Regions from separate parts of the Mus musculus genome. Here all the other regions are linked to region 4. Evidence: chromatin loops called from intact Hi-C (ENCODE). Cell type or tissue: gastrocnemius. All regions are shown on one strand.

What was found. Hi-C counts contacts between places; a loop is a spot of excess contacts. Peaks named below come from ENCODE experiments on the same cell type or tissue, not always from the same donor. Only the 100,000 strongest peaks of a DNase experiment are listed, where the experiment ranks them.
Region 1: a loop joins it to region 4, with 4 times the contacts of the local background. A loop is called at or near these places in 32 of 42 quality-filtered maps.
Region 2: it touches region 4 in a loop (2.6-fold over the local background); 17 of 42 quality-filtered maps call a loop at or near these places.
Region 3: it touches region 4 in a loop (2.7-fold over the local background); 20 of 42 quality-filtered maps call a loop at or near these places.
Region 5: a loop joins it to region 4, with 2.0 times the contacts of the local background. A loop is called at or near these places in 2 of 42 quality-filtered maps.
Region 6: it touches region 4 in a loop (5-fold over the local background); 16 of 42 quality-filtered maps call a loop at or near these places.
Region 7: it touches region 4 in a loop (2.4-fold over the local background); 32 of 42 quality-filtered maps call a loop at or near these places.

Annotation. Positions count from the first base shown.
Region 1 is chr11:69,802,310-69,806,309 of GRCm38, reverse strand. It overlaps Tmem102 (transmembrane protein 102), which reads left to right and starts at 686. Exons shown (of 2, transcript NM_001033433.4): 1 at 686-1,290; 2 at 1,380-2,715. The coding sequence starts at 1,077. The coding sequence ends at 2,695. It overlaps G630025P09Rik (RIKEN cDNA G630025P09 gene), which reads right to left and starts at 2,641. Exons shown (of 1, transcript NR_027913.1): 1 at 272-2,641. It also overlaps a transcript of Fgf11 not described here. In gastrocnemius, a CTCF peak has its summit at 2,349; DNase peaks (open chromatin) are centred at 1,146, 1,492, 2,370 and 3,341; H3K4me3 peaks cover 3,290 bases; H3K27ac peaks cover 2,244 bases.
Region 2 is chr11:69,680,590-69,684,589 of GRCm38, reverse strand. It overlaps Senp3 (SUMO/sentrin specific peptidase 3), which reads left to right and starts at 2,620. Exons shown (of 11, transcript NM_030702.4): 1 at 2,620-2,927; 2 at 3,740-4,000. The coding sequence starts at 3,751. Tnfsfm13 (tumor necrosis factor (ligand) superfamily, membrane-bound member 13) reads left to right here. Exons shown (of 13, transcript NM_001159503.2): 10 at 58-105; 11 at 257-372; 12 at 598-736; 13 at 1,246-2,013. The coding sequence ends at 1,355. It overlaps Tnfsf13 (tumor necrosis factor (ligand) superfamily, member 13), which reads left to right. Exons shown (of 6, transcript NM_023517.2): 3 at 58-105; 4 at 254-372; 5 at 598-736; 6 at 1,246-2,013. The coding sequence ends at 1,355. Tnfsf13os (tumor necrosis factor (ligand) superfamily, member 13, opposite strand) reads right to left here and starts at 2,558. Exons shown (of 3, transcript NR_166809.1): 1 at 2,443-2,558; 2 at 1-186. In gastrocnemius, a CTCF peak has its summit at 1,638 (motif pointing left); DNase peaks (open chromatin) are centred at 1,624, 1,926, 2,605, 3,118 and 1 more place; H3K4me3 peaks cover 3,273 bases; H3K27ac peaks cover 3,641 bases.
Region 3 is chr11:69,752,831-69,756,830 of GRCm38, reverse strand. All of the region lies in intron 1 of Polr2a (polymerase (RNA) II (DNA directed) polypeptide A), which reads left to right. Among named protein-coding and RNA genes, the nearest start is that of Polr2a, 3.8 kb to the left of the region's middle. In gastrocnemius, a CTCF peak has its summit at 1,919; a DNase peak (open chromatin) is centred at 1,924; H3K4me3 peaks cover 665 bases; H3K27ac peaks cover 1,867 bases.
Region 4 is chr11:69,875,357-69,879,356 of GRCm38, reverse strand. It overlaps Tmem95 (transmembrane protein 95), which reads left to right and starts at 1,302. Exons shown (of 7, transcript NM_001195710.2): 1 at 1,302-1,510; 2 at 1,761-1,817; 3 at 1,978-2,058; 4 at 2,156-2,176; 5 at 2,316-2,396; 6 at 2,483-2,570; 7 at 2,643-3,303. The coding sequence starts at 1,339. The coding sequence ends at 2,673. It overlaps Kctd11 (potassium channel tetramerisation domain containing 11), which reads left to right. Exons shown (of 1, transcript NM_153143.4): 1 at 1-1,093. In gastrocnemius, CTCF peaks have their summits at 2,305 (motif pointing right) and 2,956; DNase peaks (open chromatin) are centred at 1,407 and 2,304; H3K4me3 peaks cover 1,781 bases; H3K27ac peaks cover 3,805 bases.
Region 5 is chr11:69,655,456-69,659,455 of GRCm38, reverse strand. Sox15 (SRY (sex determining region Y)-box 15) reads right to left here. Exons shown (of 2, transcript NM_009235.2): 1 at 3,557-4,000; 2 at 2,729-3,003. The coding sequence ends at 2,835. Mpdu1 (mannose-P-dolichol utilization defect 1) reads left to right here. Exons shown (of 7, transcript NM_011900.4): 2 at 580-645; 3 at 758-890; 4 at 1,435-1,520; 5 at 1,613-1,731; 6 at 1,926-2,036; 7 at 2,128-2,759. The coding sequence ends at 2,253. Among named protein-coding and RNA genes, the nearest start is that of Sox15, 2.4 kb to the right of the region's middle. In gastrocnemius, CTCF peaks have their summits at 2,046 (motif pointing right) and 3,890 (motif pointing left); DNase peaks (open chromatin) are centred at 2,051, 2,571, 3,214 and 3,879; H3K27ac peaks cover 989 bases.
Region 6 is chr11:69,727,283-69,731,282 of GRCm38, reverse strand. No RefSeq gene overlaps it. Among named protein-coding and RNA genes, the nearest start is that of Polr2a, 29 kb to the left of the region's middle. In gastrocnemius, a CTCF peak has its summit at 2,028 (motif pointing left); a DNase peak (open chromatin) is centred at 2,019.
Region 7 is chr11:69,810,426-69,814,425 of GRCm38, reverse strand. It overlaps Gm39566 (predicted gene, 39566), which reads left to right. Exons shown (of 3, transcript NM_001378260.1): 3 at 1-3,534. The coding sequence ends at 3,309. Among named protein-coding and RNA genes, the nearest start is that of Gm39566, 2.9 kb to the left of the region's middle. In gastrocnemius, no CTCF peak of the experiment used is centred here; no DNase peak of the experiment used is centred here.

The sequences.
Region 1 (4,000 bases), 73 kb after region 4:
CTTGTCTAAGAGGCCATGGAGCCTCAAAACTGGACCGAAGGAAATGTTCATTATTTACTGTTCGGATCCAACCGATTATTCTTCAATTCCAAGGAGTGTTTGTGTAGGACTGATTAGACAGAATAATATACTGTCTCCAGCTGGGTGTAGTGGCAGGAACCTGTAACTTCTCTCATCAAGGAAGCTGAAATAGGAAGCCTGCTGTGAGTTCAGGGTCAGCCTGGGCTACATGGTGACTCCAGGCCATCTTGGGCTACATAAGACTTTGTATAAAAGGTACCATATGTCTTTAATCTCAGAACTCAGGAGGCAGAGGCAGGATGAACTGTTTGAGATGCAGTCAGTCAGGTCTACATAGCAAGTTCCAAGCCATCCAGAGGTGCACAGTGAGACCCAGTCTCAAATAGCTAAATAAATTGAAGGGATAAAAAGGAAAACAAACAAACAAACTACAGCTTCCAGTAGGCACTACTTTGAAACAACGGAAAGGGTGTGTAGGCACCGCTGCACCTGTATCGTGGAACACAAACTACAACTCCCAGGGTAACAACATCTCAGCAGGGTGAGAGGCGTGACTGAACGAACTCTCACAGGAGGCGGAACCAGTCCGGAGCCACCCAGACAGCTTCCAGAAAGGGCGTGGACATGTGACCACCAGGAAGTTACCTGTAGAATCTTTTATGTTGCTTTCTGTCCACCACCTTTGAAGCTACCCCTTCATCGGAAAGCCGCGGACCAATAAGCCCTTCTCAAAAAGAGGTAAAGGGAGGTGGGCAAAGGCTCGTGGTAAAGATTGGCTATTGTATTCCCAGGAGGGACCAAATAGCCTTTTTTTTTTTTTTTAACCTGCTGAGTCAGGTGAACCGATTTACCGTGGGGCAACCTGCTTAGAAAAAACCGAAGGCAATAGTCATTTGTTCATCAGGAAGACTAAATACAGATCACATCATCTCCAAGACCCACTTGTGGCCTGTCTGTAACCCTTGATCTGCCTCAGAGGGAGGGGAAAACTGGACAAGTTTGGGGCCGCAAAAGAAAGGCCTGCCAAAGCTAACTGCACCAAACGCTAGCGAAGCATGGCTTCCACCGTCTGGGGGGGTGCCCCCTGGTGGGGACCACCGCCCCCAGCCCCAGCCCGGCCTCTCACAGACATAGATTTCTGCTCGGGCGCCCAGCTGCAGGAGCTCACTCAGTTAATTCAGGAGCTCCGTGTTCAGGAGAGTTGGAGTGAAGGGCCCAAGCCTGGAGCTGATCTTCTCCGAGCCAAGGATTTTGTCTTCGCTCTACTCGGTAAGTGTGGGAATTTGCAAACCCCAGCCTCGCCATTTCCTGCCCCGACTTTGAACCAGGATACCTTCACGACCCTTTCTCTTCTTTAGGTCTGGTTCACCGCCAAGACCCTCGTTTTCCACCCCAGGCAGAACTCTTGCTGCTTCGTGGTGGGATTCGCGAAGGTTCCCTAGATTTAGGGCACGCCCCCTTAGGTCCCTACTCCCGGGGACCTCATTATGATGCCGGCTTTACACTCCTTGTGCCTGTGTTTTCTCTGGATGGCACTGGGCCCGAGCTGCTACTGGATCTGGAATCCTGTTCTGCATGGCTCCGCCTTCCAGAACTGATGCGTGGAATTTTGGTCCGGGAGGCCTGGCAGGATTGCTTAGGACCTCCTGTCCCAGAAGAAAGTGATATGACTCACCAAACCCATAGCAAAGAGAGTCCCACCGACCGGGAAAACTCTGTAGATCCGTCACATGATTATGTCCCTGAACCTGAGCCACACATGTCTTTGCAAAAATCATCTAGTGACCTTTCAGAGTCCCAATCGTCTTATAAGGACATTACCAATCCTGAAACTCCTGAGCCATTGGAAACACTGAGCAGCGACGCCTTGGACGCCGACGAAAGCCAAGTCCCAAAGCCGTCGGAGGCTCCAAAGGCATGGCCCACATTATGCCCGACCCAAGTAACTTCCTGGTTCTTCGTTAAGTTGGCTGAGGTTGCTGAGTCCCTGATCCCGGTCCCAGGCGCCCCACGGCTAGTTCATGCAGCTCGTCACGCAGGTGTCACCACGGTCCTCCTGGCAACTCCAGAGCCCCCACGCCACCTCCTGCTCTTCGACTTGATCCCGGTGGTGACCGTGACAGGCTGGCCTGACACGGCTCGGAGCCACTCGTGGGCGGGTCCACTGGTCTCTGAATCGGCCTCTTTCTACCTAGTGCCGGGCAGCCTCCCAGAGCAGCCGAGCACCTCTGGATGGCAGCTGTGCTTCGCTCGCCAGGAGCTGGCGCTCAAAGAGCGCATCCCCACGCCGCTGCTTCAGGCACACGCGGCGGCCCAGGCGCTGCTGCGCCCGCTGGTGGCGGGGACCCGAGCCGCTGCGCCCTACCTCCTGCGGACCTTGCTCTACTGGGCGTGCGAGCGGCTCCCGGCGCTCTACTTGGCGCGGCCGGAAAATGCCGGCGCTTGTTGCCTTGGGCTACTGGATGAGCTGAGCCGAGTGCTAGAGGCCGGGGCGCTGCCTCATTATTTTTTGAGCGGCCGAAAGCTCCGTGTGGGAGACGGCTCCGCTGCTCTGCGCGGGGCATTGGCCCAGCTCCGCGGGGACCCTGCACAGGCCTTGCGTGAGGCTGTAGAGGAAGCCAAGGTTGCCCGCAAAGGGGGCGGTTTAGCGGGCGTAGGGGGCGGGACCCATTAAAGATTTTACTCCTAAGGGAATGGAAAGTGTTTCCTTTGGTGAGAGGGTCATGCAGGGGACTGCTGCTCCCTCCATACAGACAGTGTATGCTTGGGTCCAAAGTCCCTTTTCTAAAAGGTTTCCCCAGTATTCTACCCTGCCTGAGGCCCAAGTTCTCTAAATCTGGCTGGCGCCCCTTCTGTCCCGGTACTGCCTCCCGGAACCTCTCTCCCCTATTCTTTCAGAGTCTGACAGGGATAGTAGGAATGTATTTACTGACAAAATGCGGGAAGGAACTGGTTTTTGGAAACCTAGTTCTGATCAATTGGCTCATACCAAACCAGAGATATTAAGGCCGGATCACAGCCCAGACTGGATGGCACAGCTACCGGTTTCTCCACTTTCCCCCCAACTCTCCTCGTCCATTTCTGTCCTCACTTCCATCCCAGGCAGTAGAATCCCTTTTCATTTTCTCTCTGTCGGCTATTCCATCGACCCCCTGCCCCCAGCCCCGCCATATCAGGCTCCGTGTCTCCTCTCCTCTGAACCCCGAGATTTGCAGGCCTTGCCTCTACTCCGCCTGCCTCTGTGACAGTTCCCACTTAGAGCTTCCAAGGAACCCCAGGGTTCCGCCCGCCCAGCTTCTCCCAGCGTCTCCGCCCCCTGCCCCGCCCCCAGGCCGGCTCGCAGAGGAGGGGGAGCCTCTGTCGCCGCCGCCGCCTCAGCTTCCCACAGCCGCTGCCGCTGCCTCCGCCGCTCTGCCTGGTCCAACCTCCAGGCCCAGTGCTCTGACTTTGCCGAACCGAGGCGCTCTGCAGAGACATCCTTACTCCTTCCTGGGGGTCCGGGACGCTTAGGCCGACGTTGGGGGGAAACCTCCGCTTGCGGGTGACAGGGAGGGAGGAGCCTGGAGCTGGAGCTCGCGGCACCCGTCGCCCGGATCAACAGGACAGGACAGGTTGAGGGGCGTCGGGGAAAGGAAGGGGTGTTATAGCAGTCCCAGGGAGGACGAGAAAGCCCTGGCGCAGGAAGCTCTGATGCGCTGTGACTTATTAAGGGCCTGTTCACGTTTGAGGAGTGTTGACAACGTGGGTGCACTCCTCTCTTGGGGGCCTTGTTAGATTGGAGGGTGTGGGATCTAAGCAGTGCCAGTTGTTCCTCGGGAAATTTAAGGGGCAACTAGAAAACAGACAGAAACGGCGGATGCTCCTTTTTTCGGGGCGACAGAGGGTCCTGCAGACAACCACCTGGTGTCTGCACTAAGAAGGGTTGATTTGGAGGTGACTTCAAAAGGAGTGGAGGGTAGCAAGGTGAGGGAATGGTGTT
Region 2 (4,000 bases), 190 kb after region 4:
AGGTGAGGGTGGACTCCAGGGCAGGTCAACACTGCTGTTTCCTCCTTCTTTCCTTAGAGAAGCACTCAGTCCTGCATCTTGTTCCAGTTAACATTACCTCCAAGGGTAAGCACTATTTTAAATAACGGCACTGTGGGAGGGGCACCAACCAGGAACTGTGGGGCTGGGGCCAAGAGAACCCTAGAACTGAAAAGGGAGAGAGCTCATGTACTGAGGGTAAGGAAATGCTGACCTGCACACTCCTCACCTCTAGCAGACTCTGACGTGACAGAGGTGATGTGGCAACCAGTACTTAGGCGTGGGAGAGGCCTGGAGGCCCAGGGAGACATTGTACGAGTCTGGGACACTGGAATTTATCTGCTCTATAGTCAGGTAATCCCAGATAAGCCCTGAGCCTGCCGTGTGGACATGGAGACTGGCTTGTCACTCTTCTTTCTATGTACCCTGTCTGTAAGGAGGGTTTTCCTGATCCCTCTGCTCATACTAAACTTAGAAAACCCCCTCCTTATTGCCTGGCTCCACTGCCAGTGCTCCTGAGGCCTCCAGGGACTGAATGGTGCCATCCCGGTTTTCTTCAGCGTCTCCCTTCTCTGACAGGTCCTGTTTCATGATGTGACTTTCACAATGGGTCAGGTGGTATCTCGGGAAGGACAAGGGAGAAGAGAAACTCTATTCCGATGTATCAGAAGTATGCCTTCTGATCCTGACCGTGCCTACAATAGCTGCTACAGTGCAGGTGAGAACTGTGGGCTCCGTGGAGTGTTGATATGAGGTAGCAGAGCTGACTTGGAGTGGGGAGTTAGACCAGAGAGTTGGGAACGGGGGTGGAGAGGCAAATCTGAAGACTCAAGAACAAGATGCCAAAGTCCTTGCAGGGAGAAAAGGCACCCGCCTATGAACAACTAGGTTCGTGCCTATAATCCCACATATGAAGCCCATGTGATAGGTTAGCCTAAAGTTCAAGGTCAGCCTAGGCTACAGAGTGAGACTGCCTTCAAAATTCAACAAAGCCAGTGAGACCGCTCACTTAGGAAAGTAACTTGCTCCATCCCTTACATCTCACCTCCTGGGTTTGATTCCGAGAACCCACAGAGCAAAAGGAAGGAACCAACTCTCAAGCTGTCTTCTGATCTCCACACATGCACATGTTCCCCAACAAAAAACTGAAAACATAAAATCAAAATGGAGGAGGGGCTGGAGCAGGCAGAACGAAGCGTCTGAAATGTTTTTTTCCCCCACCCTCAGGTGTCTTTCATTTACATCAAGGGGATATTATCACTGTCAAAATTCCACGGGCAAACGCAAAACTTAGCCTTTCTCCGCATGGAACATTCCTGGGGTTTGTGAAACTATGATTGTTATAAAGGGGGTGGGGATTTCCCATTCCAAAAACTGGCTAGACAAAGGACAAGGAACGGTCAAGAACAGCTCTCCATGGCTTTGCCTTGACTGTTGTTCCTCCCTTTGCCTTTCCCGCTCCCACTATCTGGGCTTTGACTCCATGGATATTAAAAAAGTAGAATATTTTGTGTTTATCTCCCACACAGCCCCAAATTCTTTTGTTGTGTGTGCGAAGGGGGTTTTGCGCACTGTGCCAAGCCTTGTCCACTGGAATGCATCCAGAACAGCAGCACCATCTAGCGGCAGGTTGAGGAAAGACTATGGTCTCTGCTAGGGAAAACCTTATCCAACTCTTCAAGTACCCTCTGCTTCAATTAACAAGAAGCCCGGCTTTCAGTATTTCACCTATTGCGTCCAAATTCTTGTTACTATCTAGAAAAAGATATATGTTAGGTGCCTCGATATGCATGCCATTCATCCTCCCCATTCTCCTATACACTTCCGAGCTGGGCACTGAGCTTTACGCCTTAAATCACAGTACTCGGGAGGCAGATCTCGATGAGTTCGAGGCCAACTTGGTCTAAATAGTGAGTTCCAGGCCACCCAGGGGTTACAATGGTGAGACCCTGTCTCAAACAAACTAACAAACAAATAAACGAAAGGCTCTCCACGATCAGACTGGTATCCGGGAAGTTTGTATGTACTGGACGCCCTGGCACACCGGTCGTGTCTCACTATTTAATCACGCCCTGCTTAAAGTTTTTGTTTTTTTTTCTTTTTTCGTTTTTTGAGACAGGGTTTCTCTGTGTAGCCTTGGCTGTCCTGGAACTCACTCTGTAGACCAGGCTGGCCTCGAACTCAGAAATCCGCCTGCCTCTGCCTCCCAAGTGCTGGGACTAAAGGCGTGCGCCACCACGCCCAGCTGTTTTTTGTTTGTTTGTTTGTTTTTAAAAACAAAGCCCTCAAAACCCAATGTTCGGCCTCCGTTTTCCTAAGCGCCTAGCTTTGGTCCAATCCTTGCGGGGCCCCTGACATTCTGGCCATGCACTGGGAAGCCCACTAGATCACCCAAAGCTCAGGCCACGGAAGAGCAGGGAGTACCGTGTGGCTGCGACGTAGAGCGTGAGGCTAGGCGCGACACGCAGGCGTAAAAGAGCGAGCCGTGGGACTGCCACACGCGGCAAGCCAGGCGACTGTGCGCAGGCTCGGCTCCGCGTAGAGCTCGAGGGCGGGACCGTCCGGTGGCCTAGACGCGCTGAGGTAGGCGGGACTGAGCACGAGCCGGCGCTGCTCGCCGGGTGTGACGCACTAATTGCGCGCCGCCATCGGCGGTGGGCCTGGGGCTCGCGGGAGGGGAAGGAGGAGGAGGGGTGGCGGCGGTGCTGGAGGTGGAGGTGGAGGTGGAGGCTAGAGCCGCGCTAGAGGCGGCCGCAGTGGGGCGGCACGAGCATTGGCTTCGTGAATTGAGACGGCTCCGCCTGAGGATAGCAGGAGTGGCGGGGTCGCCGCCGTCCGAAAGATGAGCCGGAAAGCCTAAGTCGGAGACAGCCGCCTTGGGGCCCGTGTGCCCGGCTTCCCCGCTCCTGGTGAGGACGCCCCTTCCCCTCCCCCCGCCCTTGTGGCCTCTTCCATTTCTGGTCTTCGCTCGCACCTAACTGGGCCCAGGAAGCCCTTTAAAGGACTTAAGACTGTTGTGTGCCGAGTCGCCCGAGCTTTCAAACTATACTGGGGCCGGGAAGCGATCAGGTCTCCTGGGAGAAGACTGGAGAGGGGCCGGTCTGCCTGGCCCCCACGGCTCCGTTCTGTCCCATCTCCTTAATTCGGTCGCTAAGCACCGATTCGGTTCGCTTGCAGTTTTCTTCAACGTTTCCTCTCATCACTCCATTTCCTGAGCCATTGCCCTCGCACCACCCTCCCCCATACCTGAGACGTGTGTGTTCCCCCCCTACCCCCATATCATTCCAGGGCGAAAGGGAACTTCCCACAGGGGACCAAAGTTTTCCTGGTGAAAGTTGTCTTCCCAGGTACCTGTGTCTGGGTTCCTGTGCTGAGCCATCTCTCTTAGCAAAACAGCCTTCAGACTTGTCCCAAGGACATCCATAGTAGCATTAAAGCTGAGCCTGGAAATACTGGGTTTCACCCAAAGAGCTTAAAAATAAAATATCTAAGGCCTACCAGTCAGTCATTTTCTTTTGTCTTCTCTACCTGGACAAGGGACGAAATGATGGCAGAGTCAGTTCCTTCTGGACGAGGTTGGCTGGGAAGAGCTGAAGTTATGAGTTTTTAGATTTGTCTTTAGCTGTATCTGAGATTAGAGGGACAATGCTGAAGAACAGTTCCGATCTTGGAGAAAGGAGTAGGGTGTCCTCAGTTGGATAATCAAACTTTTGTTTTACAGGGTACTGAAAGATGAAAGAGACTATACAGGGGACCGGGTCTTGGGGGCCTGAGCCTCCGGGACCCGGCACCACTTACTCAAATCCCAGGCGAGAGCGTCTTCGTTGGCCCCTACCCCCTAAGCCCCGGCTCAAGTCCGGTGGTGGTTTTGGGCCAGATCCTGGGTCTGGGACCACAGTGCCAACTAGACGCCTCCCTGCCCCCCGGCCATCTTTTGATGCCTCAGCTAGTGAAGAAGAGGAAGAGGAAGAGGAGGAAGATG
Region 3 (4,000 bases), 120 kb after region 4:
TTCTGATGATCCTACAGTAAGCTAAGCATTGTACTAAAAGAGTAAGGCAGACATGGGCCACTTTTATCAGAGGCTCTAGAACAGAACTAAAATAAGTATATTGGGAAACAAATTTGTACTGTGATGGACAGGGTTTGATTTTTCAGGGTTTTGTTCTGTTTTGCTTTTGAAGCAGGGTCTCTGTATGTAGCACTGGCTATCCTGGAGCTCATAGCCCAGGCTGAATTTTGCTGGGACTGAAAGTCAGCCTTGTGCATGCTAGGCAAGTGCTCTTGACCACTTGGCTACATGTATTTGAAGCTCTTGGTATTTTGAAGCAGAATCTTGCTGTTCAGTTCAGGCTGCCCTGCAAATGGTGATTCTTCTGCCTTACCTTTCTGAGTGCTGAGAGCATAAGCCCATCTCACCTGGCGTGGTTAGACTTTTTTTTCCTTTAACAAATTAAAAATAAAAGGGGGTGGGGTGGGGCTGGAGAGATGGCTCAGTGGTTAAGAGCACTAACTGCTCTTCCAGAGGTCCTGAGTACACACACATGGTAGCTCACAACCATCTGTAATAGAAATTGATGCCCCTTTCTGGTGTGTCTGAAGACAACAGCAGTGTACTCATAAAATAAATCTTTTATTTTTTTAAAGGTTTCCTAATAACAAGTTAAAAAGAGTTTCTTAATCTGGTAGCAAAAATAATGAGAAGATGAGTGACCTCATGCATTATTGATAGAAGAATAAGTTGGTTAGCTTTTTGGAGATCATTCAGTCTTTAATATATGTATCTCTTGACCCAGCATCAAACCAAGAATTTATTTAATTTTTAAATTGAGACAGGGTTTCTTTGTATAGTTCTGGAACTTGCTCTGTAGACCAGGCTAGCCTCAACCTCACAGAGACCTGCATCCCAAGTGCTGCCACCACCACCTGGCCAGGCCAGCCTTTACCTTTACGATGGTACCTACCCACTGACCTCTGTTCTGAGTAGCCCTGCCTCAGTCTTCCAGTAGTTGTAGAGATGTTTTCATCATGGTCCTTCCCTTCATGGCATCCTCTCAGGAGGATCCAGACTCCTTGAAATTCTGCCCCTGCTTGCCTCTCCATCTTATTACCAGTCTCCTGGTAAATTAAAAAAATATTTTTAGATTAATTTATTTTATGAGTATTATTAATGTTTTGCCAGCATGCATGTATGTACACCACATGTGTCCCTGGTGCCTGAGAGTCAGAAGAGGGCATTGGGTCCCCTTAAACTGGAATTCTTGAAGGTAGTGAGCCACCATGTGGGTGATGGGAATAAAACCTAGGTCCTCTGCAAGAGCAACAAGTGCTTTTAACCACTCTGCCATTTCTCTAGCCCTTCTTGGTTTCCTTTTGCAACTCTGACCTGCTTAGCTTTTAACACTGCAAGTTTATTCTTGCTTCAGGGGCTATTTAATCAGTCTCTGCTGCTTAGAATAACACTGCCCAGACCTTATTGCCTGCTCTTCATGTCAGTGTGTTCTGTATTTAGATGTCTACTCTGACCATTTAAATAGCATCCTTCGTTCTGTAACCCCCTACCCTTTGTTTTACTTCAATAGCCTGCCACTGTTGGAGGATTAATTTTCTTAACTTTCTGTTAGCATTCCAAGTAGATCCTGGTGCTGATTTGCATGTAATTAAAATGATTTGGGTAAATACGTTTTAAGATTGTTTGAAAATGACAATTGAAAGTCACCTAAATATTTACTAATAGGAACCCTTTTTGAATACCGTAGGTCCTATCTTTAGAATAGAACAAAACTGCCCTATAGTCTAGATCCAATGTTCCCAAACTGCTGTCACATTTGAAAGCACTGTAGCAAAATCACAGGGGCACAGGGTATTCTGTACTCTAGAAGTATAGGTGCTCTGTACTCTACTAGTTGCACATGGTTCAGTTCCAACATTAGATGGCGCTGGATCCCATTGAATGACATCATATGTTTGAGAAGCTGAATTGTTTTTTGTTTGGTTTGGCTTGCTTTTTTTTGTAGGGTTTTTGTTTTGTTTTTGTTTTTTGATATGTGTGGAAAAGGGTGGAGGTGCTCTTAGAGATCAGGGGATTTTTTGTTTTGTTTTGGTTTTGGTTTTGGTTTTTTTCGAGACAGAGTTTCTCTGTGTAGCCCTGGCTGTCCTGGAACTCACTTTATAGACCAGGCTGGCCTCGAACTCAGAAATCCACCTGCCTCTGCCTCCCAAGTGCTGGGATTAAAGGCGTGCGCCACCCCGCCCGACTGTTTTTTGTCTTTTTGAGATCAGGGGATCTTATCCCCTGGAGCTGTATTCAGGTTGTTTACAAAAAATTAAAAAATAAAAAAAATTTGATGTGTGTTTTTGTGTGCATATGTGCATGGCATATGTATGTGGGGGAGTCTGAAGAGGTGTTGGAGACCTGACACAGTTGCTGAAAACTCCCCTCCAATTATCTGCAAGAACAATATGTGGGTGTTTTGTCCTTGTTTGGTTGGGGGGGGTGGTAGTTTGGTTTTTTTGTTGTTTTGTTTTGTTGAGATAAGGGTTCTCTGTATGGCCCTGGCTACTGTGGAACTTGCTTTGTAGAGCAGGCTGGCCTTTCACGAAGAGATTCAGAGATGTACCTGCTGAGCTTAAAGGAGTTTGCCATCACACCCAGCTCTGTGATATGTTCTTTTTTTTTTTTTTAATATTTATTTATTATTATACATAAGTACACTATAGCTGTCTTCAGACACACCAGAAGAGGGTGTCAGATTTCATTATAGGTAGTTGTGAGCCACCATGTGGTTTCTGGGATTTGAACTCAGGACCTCTGGAAGAGCAGTCAGTGCTCTTACCCGCTGAGCCATCTCACCAGCCCCTGTGATATGTTCTTAAGCACTGAGTCAGCTCTCTAGCTTTTTTGTCTTTTGAGACAGTGTTTAGATCTGAGTTCTGGGGTTATAGGCAAATGCTACTGTGCCTGGATCACAAAGCTGCAATTTTAGCAATTGCTAAGGACTAGTAGATTTGGAGCATGAAATGGGGTGCTGTTAGCTAAGGATTGAGAGGTCAGACAGCATTTAACAGTTTTAAGTAAGAAATTTTATTATTTCATTGTTTATTTAAACAAGATGTCCATTGTAGGCTCAGGCTGGCCTCGCACCCTAAAACCTCCTCCTGGGTGACAGGTACATGTCACCATACCTGGCTTTATTTTAACAAATTAAAATATTCTTCAGCTCATGTGTTTGTTTTTGCTTTTTGTTGTTGTTTTTTTGTTTTTTTTTTCAAATGGCTACTGGTTGCTAAGACATAAATATTTTTAAGTTTGGGTTTTCTTGCTTAATGAATCTTTTTTGAAGGTATTGTGAACAGATAAGAGAAAAAGTTACTTAACAATATGCAAAATGAGGTGGATTTTTTTGAGACTTGGTCTCACTATATAGTTCTGGCTAATCTAGAACACGTTACATAACCCAGGCTTGCCTCAAACTTGAGCTCTTTCTGCCTGGTGCTAGGATAACAAGCATGGGCCCTTATGCCTGCCTTTTACCCCTTTTTAAAAGATACAGCACTTAGGGCTGGGGAGCTGTGCAAGCATAAGACCTGAGTTTCAGTTCCTAATAGCCATGTAAGAAATCAGGTGTAGAGGTGTGCTCCCATAATCCCAGCAGTGAGGAAAGGAGGAGCTCTGGGGCTTGCTGGCTTGTTAGGATAGCCACATTGGTGGGCTCCGAGTTCAGTGTGAGAGCCTGTTTTTAAGGGAATTACATGGTTTTAGTTTGGGTAGGAAGATGGGTAATAAGGGGCTTTCTGTGAGGTATTCTTAAAGTTTTGGGGTAGAAATTGAATTACAGAGGGCTCTTTGAATTGGTAAAATGTCTGCTGCTAGGACTAGAGAGATGGCTCAGTGGTTAATTTACTGGCCTTGGAGAGGGCCTGAGCTTATTCTCAGAACCCACATGAGTGACTCACACTCACATGAAGGGGATCTGATGCCTCTGACTCCAAGGGCACCTGCACTCATAGAC
Region 4 (4,000 bases):
GAGCTGCCCCCTTCCACCCCACAAGACTCACGAATGGTCCAGAAGGTCTACGCGGGGGCTTATCCTGGGAAAGCATCGTGGATTCTCTAGCCTGTTTTTGCTTGAGGATGGGTCCTCTGTATTCAGAAGTGTGGCAAAGTAAGATAGCACCTCTTTGCCCAGGCTAAACCTAGCAGAGCTCTGGCGGGTTGAGCACTAGGTGGGAGGACTTTGACTTATCAAATGTAACCTGCTCCCTAGACTGTGGTTTCCTTTACTGGAGCTGACATCTTATCCTACAGTAACCATTAAGAGGCCAGGACTCTCTGGGAGGTTTCTTTACTATGTTCCAAGCCACCTATTGTGGGACACTCCATCCTAGGGTGACATAGGGAGCAAGGAGAACCTCCATCAACACGGGGGCTAGAGCTCCCTTCTGGAATTCCAGAGGATCCTGTATGGAAGTGGGGCTGGACCATGGTGTCCAGAGGCCTCTTTCATGTGTGTGCGCCTGCCAGTCAATAGATCTGATGCTGCCTGGCTCCCTGCTGTCTTGGTTCCCATCAGTGTTGCTGACTCCTGTGCTTGTGTATTGGTCCTTCTGTGATCTTGGCCTGTCCAGGCCTGTTTGGGGTTGCTTAGAAACTCTCCAGGCTCAGGTACTTCTGTGGTATGTGTAAAAGCAGATTCAGATTTAGTTTAATCATAGGGTGTGTGTGTATGTGTGTGTGTGTGTGTGTGTGTGTTTGCATGTGTGTTTATGCCTGCGCTGCCACGTAGGCAGGAGGGCCTTGTTTGAGTTTGAGTCACACTAGGCCCTTCCTATGAGAGGTAAAAGCCTCTGGGCTTAGCTGGGCCTCTGAGACCTCTGGGAGCTCTTGGTTGCTGAGACAACCATGAGCCTGTTGCTAGGAAATAGCTGGGTAAGGAAGGCCTAAGGCTGTCCTGGGCAGCCAGGAGCTAGAGTTGGGAGAGTCGGGGAGGGTGTGGGAAGGATAGCATTTCTGGGTTCCTGGGCGGATGGGATACACACATAAACATGGTCATCATTGGGTGGAGTCATTCATCTATCACTGTGACTTACAAGAAGAAAAATAAATTGCTTTCAGAACCATGACGTGTAAAGGCCACTATCCCCTTGCAACAGAAACCCTGATTTATCCGTCCTAGAGATACGTTTTAGCCTCCAGTTCTTGGGGGCCCAGGGGTGGCTCTACCGGAGCCGAGGGGTAAGACAATGGCATTGTTCTGGATCAGTCTAGAACCTCCGACATGAAGGGTCAGAATCTGGATCTCAGAGAATTCTGACTCTTCCCTGGTCTGAGGGGGTCCAACTCCTTCCATACCCCAGCAGGCTTCATGTGGGTGCTGGCTCTGGGTGGGGCTTTCTTGGCCGTGGCCAAGGCTTGTATCTTCTGTCGTCTCCAAGATCATGCCTTGGCAAACCGCCTGGCTCAGCTCAATAACCAGACGAAGCCGAAGTGGAAATGGAAGGAATGGGCTTCCCCAGATTTCTCGGCCTTTGCCTTAGGTAATATCAGATATGCAAGGTTAGCTCAGCAATAGTCACCACTGGATCCTAAGGGGGCTGGCGCCCGAGCTCCTAGCTGTGCATCTCAGCCATTGCTTCAGTCCATAGCCCTTTCTGGACACACTAGCCTCTCTCTCTCTTTGGAAGAACTCTGTGCCCTAGGAAATAGGAAAACAAAAAAACAAAAGACAACACAAAACCCCCCAAAACTCTAGAGCCTACTCTAGCTCCTTCTTGTCCATCTCCACAGATGAGGTCTCAATGAAGCAAGTCACAGAGAAAACTCACCGAGTCCTGAGAGTCATAGGTGAGGTCTGGAGAAAACGGACACTTTGAGACTTAGGAAGACCCAAGACGAGACGGGATATGGGGGGAGGGGAGGTGAAGAGAGGGACCGATCTGGGAGGGGGCCTGGAAGGCAGCTCCGATGAGGTCTAGGGCAATATAGCTGTGCTGTGCCTCTCCAGAGAAAAAAGGATCCACCTCCTTGATTCCATTATACTGGCAATGGCTTCAGAAGACCAGGATCCCCCAGTACACCAGGGAAGGTATTGATGGGGAGGGTACCAAGGAGACGCCTAGGATTTGTAGCCCCGTGGGGCATGACTGAACAAGTCAGCCACTGCTCCTTGCTTTTCATTGCAGCTCTTTGTGCTCCTGTCTGCCGTGAGTAAAAGAAAAGGCCGTGGAGCCCCCTGGGGAGCGAAGAGAGTAGGGCGACGGCCTGAGGAGCTTGGGCGGCTGGGAGGAAGGGGTTGGAGGCGGTGGCTTCGCTTGCCAGCGCTGCTCCTATTGTCTCCTGCAGGGGGCAGCACCATCCTGTACAACTGCTCCACCTGCGAGGGCAAGGAGGAGTCTTGTTGGCCCCAAAAGCACTGCTACCCAGGTTCTTTAATCCTCACCCTCCTAAGGCCCCCTAGGTTCCCTGGTGTGATCCACAGGATCATCCACGGTCTCCTGGGTTCCTTGCAGACAGTCACGATCTGTGGGACGCTAGGATTCTGCTCCTATGTATCTTCGGAATTGTCCTGCTTTCGGGTGTTGTGAGCCTCCAAGTGGAGTGAGTTGTGGGGATCTTCCCAACCCCCTTCCCTGATTCTCTTCAGGCCTCCCATCCTCTGTCTCCTTTCAGGTACCTGAACCTGCAAGCAAAAGACTTGTGAAGAGGAGGACAGCTTTTCCAGCCCCAGCTCTAAGAAATCTGTGCCCACAATTTCCACATCCCTTAGGGTGGGAACACTTTTTAGACCCAGCCCCAAAGCCTCAGTCTTTCAGACCCTAAACCTCAGACTTCTGCTATCAATATTCGTGTCAGATGGCCTCCAGGAACCCAAGCACCCACAGCTGGAAAGTCCCTCCCTTTCTGTGTTCCACCAATCAAACAGAGCAGCAGATGATGCCAGGAAATTATCTACAGAAGGAAAGAATCGCTTACCACCACCACTCCCACATCCCCTCTGTCCATTCCCGGAAAGCGGGGGACTGTTGGCCTGTAGATGTTGCTCTAGGCCCTCCAATGACTGATCCGGAATCCGGGAATGAGGGTTCTGGAAAACTCTCTCCCTCTGGGGTGAGACCACATCAGTCAACCCGCTGGCATACAGTCCCTCCATTGTATTAATATTGTGCAGCCTGGACCTCCCCCTCCTTCTGGGCCTGTGTAAATCTGCTGTGTGATGCTTTCCATTCCTGTCTGACTCCATCTGCAACTTGGGCAGGCAGATGGGATGGGAATTCTTAGGAATTCTTGTTAGAGGTGCCCCCCCCCCAATAGATATTTAGCAATGTCTGGAGTCAGTTTTGTTTTAATTGGAGGAATGTGTGGCTGGCGCTAGTGGGTGGAGACCAAGGCAGCTTGCTAGACATCCTGGGACACACAGGAAAATCCTGTCCTAATGTCAACAATTTATGGTGGAGGAATTCTGGTGGTACCGGTCTTCTCTGTATTGGGGGCTTGGGGTTTGGATGACAGGAGATGGAAAATGAAGACATAAGTTCTCGTGGGAGCACTGGGAGCTTTTCATATGGGATCCCAGCCTCCATCTACTTTTCAAACTGGGTGTCCGGAGGGCACACTTGGAGTGGCTTGGACAGCCTCTAAACAGCCTGCTTGTGTCCCCCCCCCCCCCCGGGTGAGTAAAATCGTCCCATGTGAAGCCTTGGTTAGTATGATGCATCCACAACCTGGTTAGAACCACTGGGGTCAACATGCCTTTCCTCTTTAACTTTTGAGATAGGGTTCCTTTGTGAGTCAGGGTTTCTCTGTGTAACAGTCTTGGCTGTCCTGGAACTCACTTCGTAGACCAAGTTGGCCTCAAACTCACAGAGATATCTGCCTGCCTCTGCCTCTAGAGGTGCTGGGATTAAAATTGGGGGCCAGCTCCAAATTTTGTTTTTGAATGTTGTTTAGTGTGTGTGTGTAAGCTTCTGTAGACCACAGCATATGTGTGGGGATCAGAGAACAATGTGCAGAAATCACGTCTCTCTACC
Region 5 (4,000 bases), 220 kb after region 4:
TGCCTCTGCCTCCCGAGTGCGTCACCACGCCCGGCCTTAGTGCATTTTTGTTAGTACAGTTTATTAGGGGGGCCATGCATGGAAGTTCTGGAGTTGTTTCTGTCCGTCTACCACGTGGCTCCTGGGTTAATGAGGGATAAAAGTTAGCTTTTTAGTTACACAGGCATTGCTTAAGAATTCCCTGACCCTACTCTCCTCAGGAACTGGATGGCCTACTTCAAATGCTCCTCCTTCCAAAGACAAGTGCCCACACCATACATTTCAGAACCTTCTGGTTATCCTGGTCCTTCTGAAGGGGACAACCCTACTCTTTGCAGCCCTCAAAACTATTTTAGACGTGTATTTATAGGGAATGGAAGGGGGACAGGAAGGAAGAAGCTGTTGTGACAGCACACCCAGTCTGAATAGAAGATGTCTGTAGCAAGGATGTTTGCCCTGTCATCCCTACCACCCCCAGAGACTTACTGGTGTGGTAGGTGTGGTGGTCACGGGTGAGGGAGAGGGCAACAGCTCCTAGGAGCACTTCAAACCCTCACCTGGGCGCCAGAGGCCTCTCTGCTGACTGCTCTCTCTTCTCAGTTCCCTGCCTCAAGATTCTCCTCAGCAAAGGCCTCGGGCTGGGCATCGTGGCTGGGTCACTTCTCGGTACGTACAGCTCCTTCCTGCTGTTGGAGTAAAGGGAAGGGAGGTGAGAGGCTGAGGATGCCAAGGCTGGGGATAGAGTGCCCTTTCCTCAGCCCTGCTGCTTTGTCCACAGTCAAGCTGCCCCAGGTATTTAAACTCTTGGGAGCCAAGAGTGCAGAAGGACTGAGTCTCCAGTCAGTAATGCTGGAGCTAGTGGCACTGACCGGAACCGTGGTCTACAGCATCACCAACAACTTCCCCTTCAGGTGAGTGAGGGTCCACTCTTCACGCCCAAAGCCAAATCCCCAAGATTCTCTTTGGGTTTTTCAAGACAGGGTTTCTCTGTGTGGCCCTGGCCGTCCTGGAACTCACTCTGTAGACCAGGCTGGCCTCAAACTCAGAAATCCGCCTGCCTCTGCCTCCCAACTGCTGGGATTAAAGGCATGTGCCACCACCGCCCAGCCCCACAATTCTTTTCTTTTCAGTTTGTTTATTTGAGGTGGGAGGGGTCACGGAACAACTTGTAGGAGTTGGTTCTCTCCTTGCAGTGTGTGGATCCTGGGGCTGGAACGTAGGCAATCAGACTCAGAGGCAAACATCCTTACTTGCTGAGCTATTCTGGCCCCAGCACCTGCAGTTCTAATAAGTAAATATGGGGATGGAGCGAGCCTTCCCTGCGTGAGCCAGGCATGGTGGGAGTGGCAGACTGAAAAGCACAGGCTCATCCCAGAGCTGAGCCGGACGGGGCATGGAGGCTTCCCCTGCCTTTTTCCAGGCCTGCCTTTTTCCTCCCACCCCTTGACTCTGCAGCTCTTGGGGTGAAGCGCTGTTCCTGACACTCCAGACCGTTGCCATCTGCTTCCTGGTCATGCACTACAGAGGAGAGACCGTGAAAGGTGCCGGGGACTGGCTGGAGAGCAGGCATTGTGTATGGGAACTTTGGTGGGGACTCAGGCTCAAGAGGACTCCTTGTCTCCCTGACCCCCAGGAGTCGCTTTCCTTGCCTGCTATGCCATGGTCCTGCTGGCGCTGCTCTCCCCGCTCACGCCTCTGGCTGTAGTCACTCTGCTCCAGGCCTCCAATGTACCTGCCGTGGTGGTGGGGAAGGTGGGTACTCTGGGGAAGTAGGAAGCAAAGGGACGTGAGAGTGTGTGTGTGTGTGTGTGTGTACGCGCGCGAGCTAGTGTAAGGCAGAGGAGGACCTCCAACTATGGAGTGCTAGTGTGCAGGGCGTGAGGAATAGTGACGGGTCACGGAGAAGGGTCAGATGAGAGAACCAAAAGTATCAATGTCTCCTCTAGTTGCTTCAGGCAGCCACTAACTACCGCAACGGACACACAGGCCAGCTTTCAGCCATTACAGTGTTTATGCTGTTTGGGGGCTCCTTGGCCCGAATCTTCACTTCTGTTCAGGTGAGTGCACCTTCTGCCCACTAGAGGGCACTAAAACCTCATTCTCTGCTGAGTCTTGGAACTTTTCTAGATCTGTGCTCTCTCATAACAGGAAACTGGAGACCCCCTCATGGCTGGAGTCTTTGTGGTCTCTTCTCTCTGCAATGGCCTCATTGCTGCCCAGGTCCTCTTCTACTGGAACGCAAAGGCTCCCCACAAACAGAAAAAGGAGCAATAGAGCTGAGCTCGCTTCTAGAACAATTCCATTTCCACTCATCCTCAGAGTCCTCCCCACATGACTTGATCTGCGGGTGCAGTGTAAGCACCCTCCATTCCTCTAACTGCAGCCTCCTGAGCCAGGGTTGTGGGAGCAGTAAAGCTTGTGTAGGCCCTGCCTTCACTCACTCACTTCCCCAGATCCCTCCTTGTGAGCAGCTGGTTTACTGGAGCAGATGCTCTGGCCCTGTCCACTTACCTTCCTTTTGGACCAAGGACAGAGCCTAGAAAACTGTGGTTGGAAGCTAGTGGCTGCTTCCCTGTGCTGCCCGGGTGGGATGGTCTATTGGAGCCCAGTTCTGGGGGTGAGGGAGAGTGACTCAGATAAGGGCCCTGGGGTTGGGTGGGGAGGTTCCTGCCGAGGCAGGTCCTGGCGGAAGGGTGTGTGAAGGCGCTGGTTGCTGCTGTAGGGAGAGAATACAAATGGGACAATAAAAGACTCCGAAACATGGTTTTAATTGTACAAAATTGTGTTTAGTGTGCATTCTGGTTCCTTGGAGATCTGTAGGGGTCTGTGGGGTTGGCCCTGGGCGTCCCTGCCAGTTAAAGGTGGGTTACTGGCATGGGGGCTCCAGCAAGGGAAGTATTATATGGAGTGGAAGAGTCTGGGGATAGGTAAGGGGAGAAAGAGGGTCTTAGCTCCCCCTGGAGCCTGGGATCACTCTGAGGGAAGGTGCATGGTAAGGGGGCCTCCGGTCTGCAGTGGGAAGAGCTGTAAAAAGAAACATGGGGTCTGGAGGTTAGTCTTCTTGAATCGATTGGGCAGTGTCCTCAACTCTTCGTGGGGGACTGGTCTGACCAGTTTGCAGCAGACAGGGTTAGAGCTTGCCATTCAGCCAGCCTTGCTGGGTACAGCAGGCATGGAATGGGACCCTAGGGTGACTTAAAGAACAAGGTAGTTCTGTTGGGGCATGCTCAGCAGGCGGCTTGCGTGCTGCACGGCTGTTTGCCTCCTGGGGCAGCAGGCCAGGAAGGAGCAACAGGATGGGCTTGGTCTCTCCTTGCCCCCAGGGCTGGGAGAGGAAGATGGGTCACACAAGGGCCAGCCACAAGGAGAAACTGCCATCCAAAAGGCAGAGGTAGGACACATTAGTTGAGATGGAACAGCCACTATCCTGAACTCTGGGCCCTCAGCCTGGTGTAGCTTCTGCTTGGGTGGATTTGGGTTTAACTTGGCACTCTGGCCTCTGTTCCCACCCAGCTCTCAAGGAAGGGGGTCGTGTGGGAAGCATGGAACAGACAGATGGACACAATTAGGCACTCACGTGTAACTGCCAGGCAGGTAGGCTGTCGAATAGTTGGGGGGCTGGTACCCAAAGCCTCTGCTCCCTTGGGTAGTTGTGTACCCTGGCCCCCAGTGTGAGCCACCACATGCCAGGCCACCTCCTTCTTGGCTAAAGGGGACAGACCCGGTGCTCGAGTTTTTGCTCTTACGCCGGGGTCGGTACTTGTAGTCGGGATAGTCGCGGAGGTGGCGGGCACGAAGACGCTTAGCCTCCTCCACGAAGGGTCGCTTCTCTTCATCGCCCAGCAGCTTCCACTGAGCGCCCAAGCGCTTGGAGATCTCAGAGTTGTGCATCTTGGGGTTCTGCTGCGCCATCTGGCGGCGCTGAACAGAGCTCCACACCATGAAGGCGTTCATGGGCCGCTTCACCTTCTCCAGCGGAAGTCCCCCAGACGCTCCAGGGCTCCCGCCGGCCTCCTGCTCC
Region 6 (4,000 bases), 150 kb after region 4:
AGTTTTATGAAGCCAGCCATAGTGGTTTCAGTCTGTAATTCCAGCATGTCGGTGGCCAAGCACCAGGACTGCTACTAGTTGGAGCCCAGCTTGGACTACATCCTGAAAGTGAGAAAACTGAGCTACAGAGTGAGACTCCCAGGAGATACAGATACAGGATTCTATGAAACTTTGAGGTCAGCTATGTTGCCGACATTGGCCTCATGCTTGGAATCTTCTTGCATGACACCCTCAAGCATTAGAATCATGAGTGTCAGCATGCCAAACTTTCATTACTGATTATAGACTTTAATGACTGAGCCATTTCTCCAGCCCCTTATTAGTTTTATTATATTTTATTTGGTTTTGGGATGTGTGCGTGTATGTGCATGTGTGTGCACGCACACATGTAATAGTGCCAATGGAGTTCAAAAGACAACTTGTGAGAGTTGGTTCTCTCCCAGGGGTCAAACTCAGGCTTCAGCCTCTGTAGCAGATGCCTTGAGCCACTGAGCCATCTTGCTGCCTGCCCATTTTAAAAATAATTAACTGCTGGGTATGGTGGTACAAAGCTTTAATCCTAGAACTCTGGACACAAAGCCAATCAGAACTCTATGTCTGAGACCAGCCTGATCTTCATAGCAAGTTCCACTCCAGTCAGAGCTATGTAGTGAGGCCCTGTCTAAATATAAATAAATAGCACAAGAGCTGCAGCCATAGCACCCAGCCAGAATAGCATGATCCAGAAGCCCCTCTTCCACAAGGATTGGCAGCAGTGAACGGGCACTCAGTTCAACCAACTGGCACACCAGATCCACAAACGCAAGGCCGGGAATCCAAAGTGTGCCACAATGCCCCCTCACCCAGTGTCAGGTCCCATCAGGCCCATAGTGAGGTGCCCTATGATGAGATACCACACCAAGGTCCAAGATGGCAGGGACTCCAGCCTGGAAGAACTCAGGGTGACTGGTATCCACGAGAAAGTGGGATGCAGCATCGTGGCACCTTCGTGGACCCAAGGAGAAGCAGGCCAGCATGCAGAGCAGCACCTCTCCAAGCTCATGCTTTCCCCCAGGAAACCCTCTGCTCCAAAGGGAGCTAGTTCCGCTGAAGAACTTATATTACCCACCGGCTTACAGGACCTGGGATGCCCATCTGGAATGTCTACAAAAAGGGAAAAGCCAGAGCCGCCCCAGAAGAAGAGGAGTGGGAGACTTTGACCAGTCTTAGGGTCCGGGCCAGTGCCCGGCTCCTTGCCACCCAAATACAAAGGGCAAAGAAAGCTGGAGAACAAGATGCCAAAAAGTAGTGAGCCATTAGAGTATTGCAATAAAATTCCCATAAGGCAAATAAATAAACAAACAGATAAATACATGAAATAGATGGTTGACTGTTACTACGACATGGCTGAACTTTAATTATTTTGTTCTTAGAAGCATTGCTTCCCTCTTTCCTACCACTATGAAAAGTTTTTTTTTTTTTTCATTTAATAGTTTCATTAATTTGGGCATGTTATTTAGCTCCAAATGTTTAAATTGAATATTTAAGGAAATTAAATGGAAAAACGGCCTGTGATATAGCTCAGCCAGTGAAGGTGCCTGCTGACCTGCTGACCTGATTTCCATCCCTGGGAGCCCACATGGTACAAGGGAGGACCAACTCCTATAAATTGTCTTGTCCTCTCTCTCTCTCTCTCTCTCTCTCTCTCTCTCTCATGTGTGTGTGTGTGTGATAAAGATGACTCTGTACTTAAGAGCACATGTGCTGCTCTTCCAGAAGACCTGAGTTCAGCTCCCAGCATCTGTGTCAGAAGTTCATAATCACTCTAGCTCCAGGCTGTCTGATGCCTCTAAAAAAATACCTGCATTCAAATGCACAAACCCACACTCAGGCACCCACATACACACAAATAAATATTTTTGATGCAGTAAAGGAGTTGTTAAGAGCACTTGCTGTTCTTGCAGAAGACTCAGGTTTGGTTCCTGGCACTCCCATGGTGGTTTCTTGTCCTTGACTCCAATTCAGGGGATATGGCGCCCTCTTCTGGCAACTGAACGTACCAAGAATGCACTCAGCGCACTTACATACTGGCAGAAAATATACTCATACACATAAAAACTCTAAATCTTGGGGCTAGAGAGATGGCTCAGTGGTTAGGAGCCCCTGGATCTGGCTGGTCTTATAGAGGATCCAGGGTTCAATTCCCAGCACCAAGTGGCAGCTGGCAACTGTAACTCCAGTTCCAGGAGATCTGACACCCTCATAGAAACACACACAGGAAAATGTGTATAAAAATATAATTTTAAGAGCCAGGAAGTGATGGCACACACCTTTAATTCCAGCACTTGGGAGGCAGAGGCAGGTGGATTTCTGAGTTTGAGGCCAACCTGGTCTATAGAGTGAGTTCCAGGACAGCCAGGGCTACACAGAGAGACTCTGTCTCAAAAAACCAAAAATAAATAAATAAAAATAAAATGTTAAAATAATAAAAAATTATTAATAATAATAACAACAACAAGAATAGATGAAGAACAACAACAACAACAACAATCATGGGCATTTATTTTTCTAGGGTAACTTTCCCAGGTGGAATTGAATTTTCTCATTGGAGATGGGTCTCAGAAGCAACGTTCCCAGTCCTGTGCTTAACTAACTATAATTTTGGAAGAAATTCAAAATCTGACCAAAACTACAAATAAAAGCTAAGTGTGGTGGTTCATGCCTCTGACCCCAGCTCTCAGGAGGCAGAGGCAGGCAGATCCCTGTAAGTTTGAGACCAGCCTGGTCATCCAGGGCTACACAGAAAAACCCTATCTTAAAAAACAAAATCAGGGGCTGGTGAGATGGCTCAGGGGTTAAGAGCGCCGACTGCTCTTCCTAAGGTCCTGAGTTCAAGTCCCAGCAACCACATGGTGGCTCACAACCATCGGTAATGAGATCTGACTCCCTCTTCTGGAGTGTCTGAAGACAGCTACAGTGTACTCACATATAATAAGTAAATAAATATTAAAAAAAAAAAAAAACCAAAATCAAAGTCTTTAAAGTTCGATAAAAAAAATTAAAGAAGAAAATAGTATTGTTTTGTGTCCCCCTAGATAGGCTGTGTTGCCCAATTCACGTGCTCCTGAGGGCCTGAGACATGCGCTCTTTTCCTTCAGCATAGGAAACTCCCTTTTCCATACTCCCTGCCCAGCAGTGTTGCTTGTGGTAGACGCTTGGTTTTTATCTGGAGTTCTCCATTCTCCCTTCAAAGGGATATCTCCCCCGACCTCAGCTTCTGCTACAGCAGGTTTACGGTTCTTGTAGTGTTCTCAGGGATTTCAAACTGAATCCTGGCCTTCGTGGTTTCCAGTGAGGTGTTCTTGGACGATTTATTTCTTCCTGTTTTCTCCTCTGGTGCTTTCAGGATTCTTTTTACCTTGGGTTTTTGACAGCTTGGTGTATAACTCAGATTCCTCCAGAGAAGCAGTAGCCGTCAGGGGCAACGAACACATAAAGAGCACACAGGATTATGAAGACCAAGAACTTCGTGGCATGTGGAATGTAACCTGGAAAACTAGAAAGCTCCTGGCATCACCCAGTCTGATGCCAAAAGCCTGAGAACCTGAACATGAGGCCTGGAGACACGAGAGCCTGGAGCCAAGGTCAAGAAGACGGGCTAGGTTCTCCCTGTTCTGTGTGAATCAAGCACTGGCAAAAGAGACTCCTCTCCACTTGGTCTATTGATCTTAATGTTGATTTCTTCTGGAGAGGCCCTCTAGGACCCCTTAAGGAATTACATTTTGCCAGCTCTTTGGACATCTTTAATATAGTCATGCATAATACACAAAATTAACCATCATGGTGTCTCAGGCATCATTCTCTTACTTTGTATAGTGTCCCCTAGGATCTCTGTGTTGTTTTGTAAACATTTAGCTTTTAACCTACTTAGCAAAACCAAATTACTAAATGCTTTGGGTTTCGATTTTGTTTTTTGAGATGAGACATCACCACACAGCCCTGGCTGTCCTGGGGCTACTTT
Region 7 (4,000 bases), 65 kb after region 4:
TCCTTCGCCAGGCCAGAGATTTCTTCCCAGATTCCAAAGATAAGCAAGCTGAACATGGCTCCATCCTCTTCACCGCAAGACAACAAGACTAAGGCACCAGTTGACAGTCCACCCCATGCTCCAGCCCAGGCTCTAACCTATACCTCAACCAACACCCATGAGCACCTCTCCACCCAGTCCCAGACTCAGACCTCAGAGCACTCTGAACTCAGGGCACAGGATGTTAAGCATACCTCAGCCCGTGCATCACCATCCCGTGCACCAGACTTTATCCCAGCCTTCAGTGAAGTCTCCAAACCAGCCAAGGCTCCATCCCCAACCTCACCCTGTCAGCCAGCCCCCAACCCACCCTATGCCCCCGTCAAGGCCACAACTCATAGTCAATCCCATGCCTTGGGTCAGGCCCAGCCCCACCTCCTGCCCTCTAGCTCACACCAGATTCCAGCCCCAACCCCAGCCCGGGATTTAGCCCACAACCCTAAGCAAAACTCAGCCTGTACATCACCTCAAACCCCACCCAAGTCTCCTACATATGCTCCCTTCCAATCCCAAGGCCATGATCCAGTCCCAATACCAGTACACACCTTGACCCACTCCCAAGCTGATGTCCCTAAAGAGACGGAGTCTCAAGTCTCAGCACATGCCCCATCCCATTCTCCGATTCATTTGTATGCCCATACCTCAGTGCCCAACCCAACCTCTGCCCCAGCTCCAACCTTTACTCCAGTCACTTGTGTTCTGACCCCTGTCCCAACCTGTGCCCCAGCCCCTGCCCTAGCACTGTCCATGACTACTACTCAAGCACCTGTTCAAGTTCCCACCACCACCTCTACCCCTACCCCATCTTCTGTTCCTTCAATAGTGGCTACTTTTGGTCCCAGCTTTTCTACTGGCCATATGGTCTATGATGCCCGAAGAGAGAAGCCAAGCACCTTCCCCAGGCATGGCTCCCAGGACTCGAGGTACATCCGGAAGGACTTGAACATCCTCTCCAGACCCCAAGAGATGATGGGCCTAGTAAATTCTGGTACAGCTGAGCAAACACCAAAGCAGCATGGTGGGGACACTGCTGAGCCTCCTTCAGGGCCTAGGCTGGGCTACCTGGAGTTGGGGAACATGGAATGGACGATCTCAGATCATGCCAAAGATAAGTTCTCCCAGCCCAAGACCTTCCCTTACAGCAGCGTTCATCCTTGCCGTTCTGAGAGGAAAACTGAGGAAGCCCAGGCTCCACTCTACCACCAGTTCCTGGTCTATGCCCAGGATGCCACACCCTCGAAACCCTGCCTTCACTCCCCCAGCACCACCCAGAGCACACTGACCACCGTCCCCGCTCCGTGCACTCTCTCTCTGCCCCTTGTTTCTCCCAGAACGTTTGCTGTGTCTCTGTCTAACCATCTGAAGCCTTCCAGTTTAACACAAGCCTCCTCCTTTCTCTCAACTCCCAGTTCTCCTCAAATGGCCTCCTCTTCCCACTTCTCTATCCCTCCTCAGTTCTCCACCACCGCTCAGTCCTTAATCCAACCTCCAAACCCCGAGAATCAAAACCTTAACCAAGGCCTTGACCATCAAAAGACTCCATCACTTGCCAAGGATTCCGGAGTTCTCAAGGACATCAGCTTTACACAAGACACAGGACTCCAGAAGAACCCAAGCCTTATCCCAAATCCACAGCTCCAGAAAAACCCAGGCCTTACCCAAGATCCAGGCTTCCACAAGAACCCAAGCCTTACCACAAATCCAGGATTCCAGAAGAACCCAGGCCTTTCCCAAGATTCAAGCCTTCACAAGAACCCCGGGCTTACCTTGACCCCAGGTGTCAACAAGAACTTGGGTTTCTACAAGTTTCCAAACCATACTCAAGATCTTTACCTCTGCACAAATCCAAACGGTTCTCAAGACTCTTGCCTTCAAAAGAATCTAGATCTCTCTCAAGACTCTGGCCTGAGGAGTCCAGCTGCCATCCAAGATGCTGGTGTTCTCAGGAGTCATTCAGCCTTAGATGCCATCCAACATCCCAGTCTCCACAAGAATGGGATATTTAATGAAACATCTGGCCAGAGTACTTTGAGCTTTATGCAAGACTCTCTGGTCTATAGGAATGCTCCATTAAACCAAGATCCTGTAATCAACAAAAATAAAGACCCCTCCCTAGGTACCACCTATGAGAGGCCAGACCCCTGTCGAGAGTCTGGAGGCAATAATGTTACAGGAAATGTACAATATCCAGGAGTCTGCAGGAATGTAGGCTTTACCCAAGACTCTAGACCACAGAAGAACCGGCACCATACCGAAGATTCTGAAGTTAACAAAATCTCGGGACTTACTCAGGAATCTAGTACCCATAAGAGCCTAGGTCTTGTCCAAACTTCTTGCCTCCATAAGAGCTCAGGTCTCACACAAGACTCAGGAGACTACAAGAATCTAGGCCTTATCCAAGATTCTCAAATCTGTAGAGTCCCAGATCTTATCCAAGACTCTGACTCCTACAAGAGCAGCAGCCTCATCAATGCCACTGAAACTGAAAAAAGATCGGACCTTAACCAAGATGTTAGCATTTACAGTTCAGAACATAGCCAAAGCTCTAACCTTCAGGAGTGCTCTGCCACAGAGCGCGATCCCTGTCCTCACCAGGACCCAGCACTTGGCCGGGGCTCTGGCTTCAAGCCTCCAGGCCTTACCCAGCAAGCTATTCCCTGCAAGGACTCGGCCCTTATCCTAGATGCTGGCCTTGCCAAAAGATTAAGTTATGTTCCAGGTACAGATTCTGCCCAAATCTCAGGCTCACTTCAGACAGTAATGCTAACACCTTCCCCAGTGAAATCCTTCGCGTGTAAGATGGCTTCTCATAAGGACAATACCAAGCAGCACTTACCCTGGACTTCTGTCCCCTTCAGTCAAAACTCCTGCCCTCCCAAGGCCCAAGTGATCTCCGAGGACATGAAAACTTTTTCAGAGGTGCCTGTACTGATTGAGCTACAGCAACCCTCCCGGCGGTTAGACAGACAAGACTGGGTATACCACCCTGTGGATACAGTTCCTCCGGCTTGCCAGAAGTATCGCCAAATGTCTATGCCTCCTAAAATCAACTGGAAGCCCCACTACCCGGGGCCAGGCCTCCGGACAGGTCATGTGGTCTTTGATTCCCGCCAGAAACCATTAGTGACTGGCAGAGAAAAGTGTGAAGCTCTCTGTTCCAGACGCTTCCGTCAAGAGGCACCCAGAAACTCAGAGACCCAGAAGGAGTGGGGATATCAAAATGTGATGAGGACCTTGAACACAGAGGGGACAAACTCGCGTCGAGAATAAAGAGGCAAGAGAAGCATTCTGTGGCTGGTTGAGGTCCTCCATCCCAGCACTACCATGGATAATGACCATGCCCATCTTAAACAGGCACAGAATTAACACGTTCCTATTACCCTTCACAGCTCCATAGCCAGGCTCAAGAGTTAATTTTCGGGGAAAAAGAAAAAAAGATACTAACCACTAGCCAAATGTGACTATTAGAATGTCAATTAAAATTTAAAATTCTCACCAAGTGTTGTGTTGCACACCTGAGCCCCAGCACTTGAGTGGAGGTAGGAGGATCAGGAGTTTAAAGGAATTCTCAGCTATGTTACGAATTCAAGATCAGCACGGCTATTTGAGATCCTGTCTCCCTTTTAAAAAAAAAACCAAAAATTATCCTCTTCAGGAGGAGGTAGAGTCAGGTGGATCTCTGTGAATTCAAACCCAGCCTAGCCTACAAAGTGAGTTTCAGGGCAGCCAGGGCTGTTACACAGAGAAAACTTGTCTCAAGAAAAAAAAATCCTGAAAAGATGGGAGAGATAGTTTATCTGGTAAGAGCTCCTTCTACTCTTCTAGAGAACCCAGGTTGGATTCCTGGCACTCACCAGGTGGCTCACAGCTGTCTGTAACTTCAGCCCCAGGGGACCTAATGCCATCATCTGGCCTATGTGAGCACTGCACACATGTGGTACACATCCAGGCAGGCAACCAC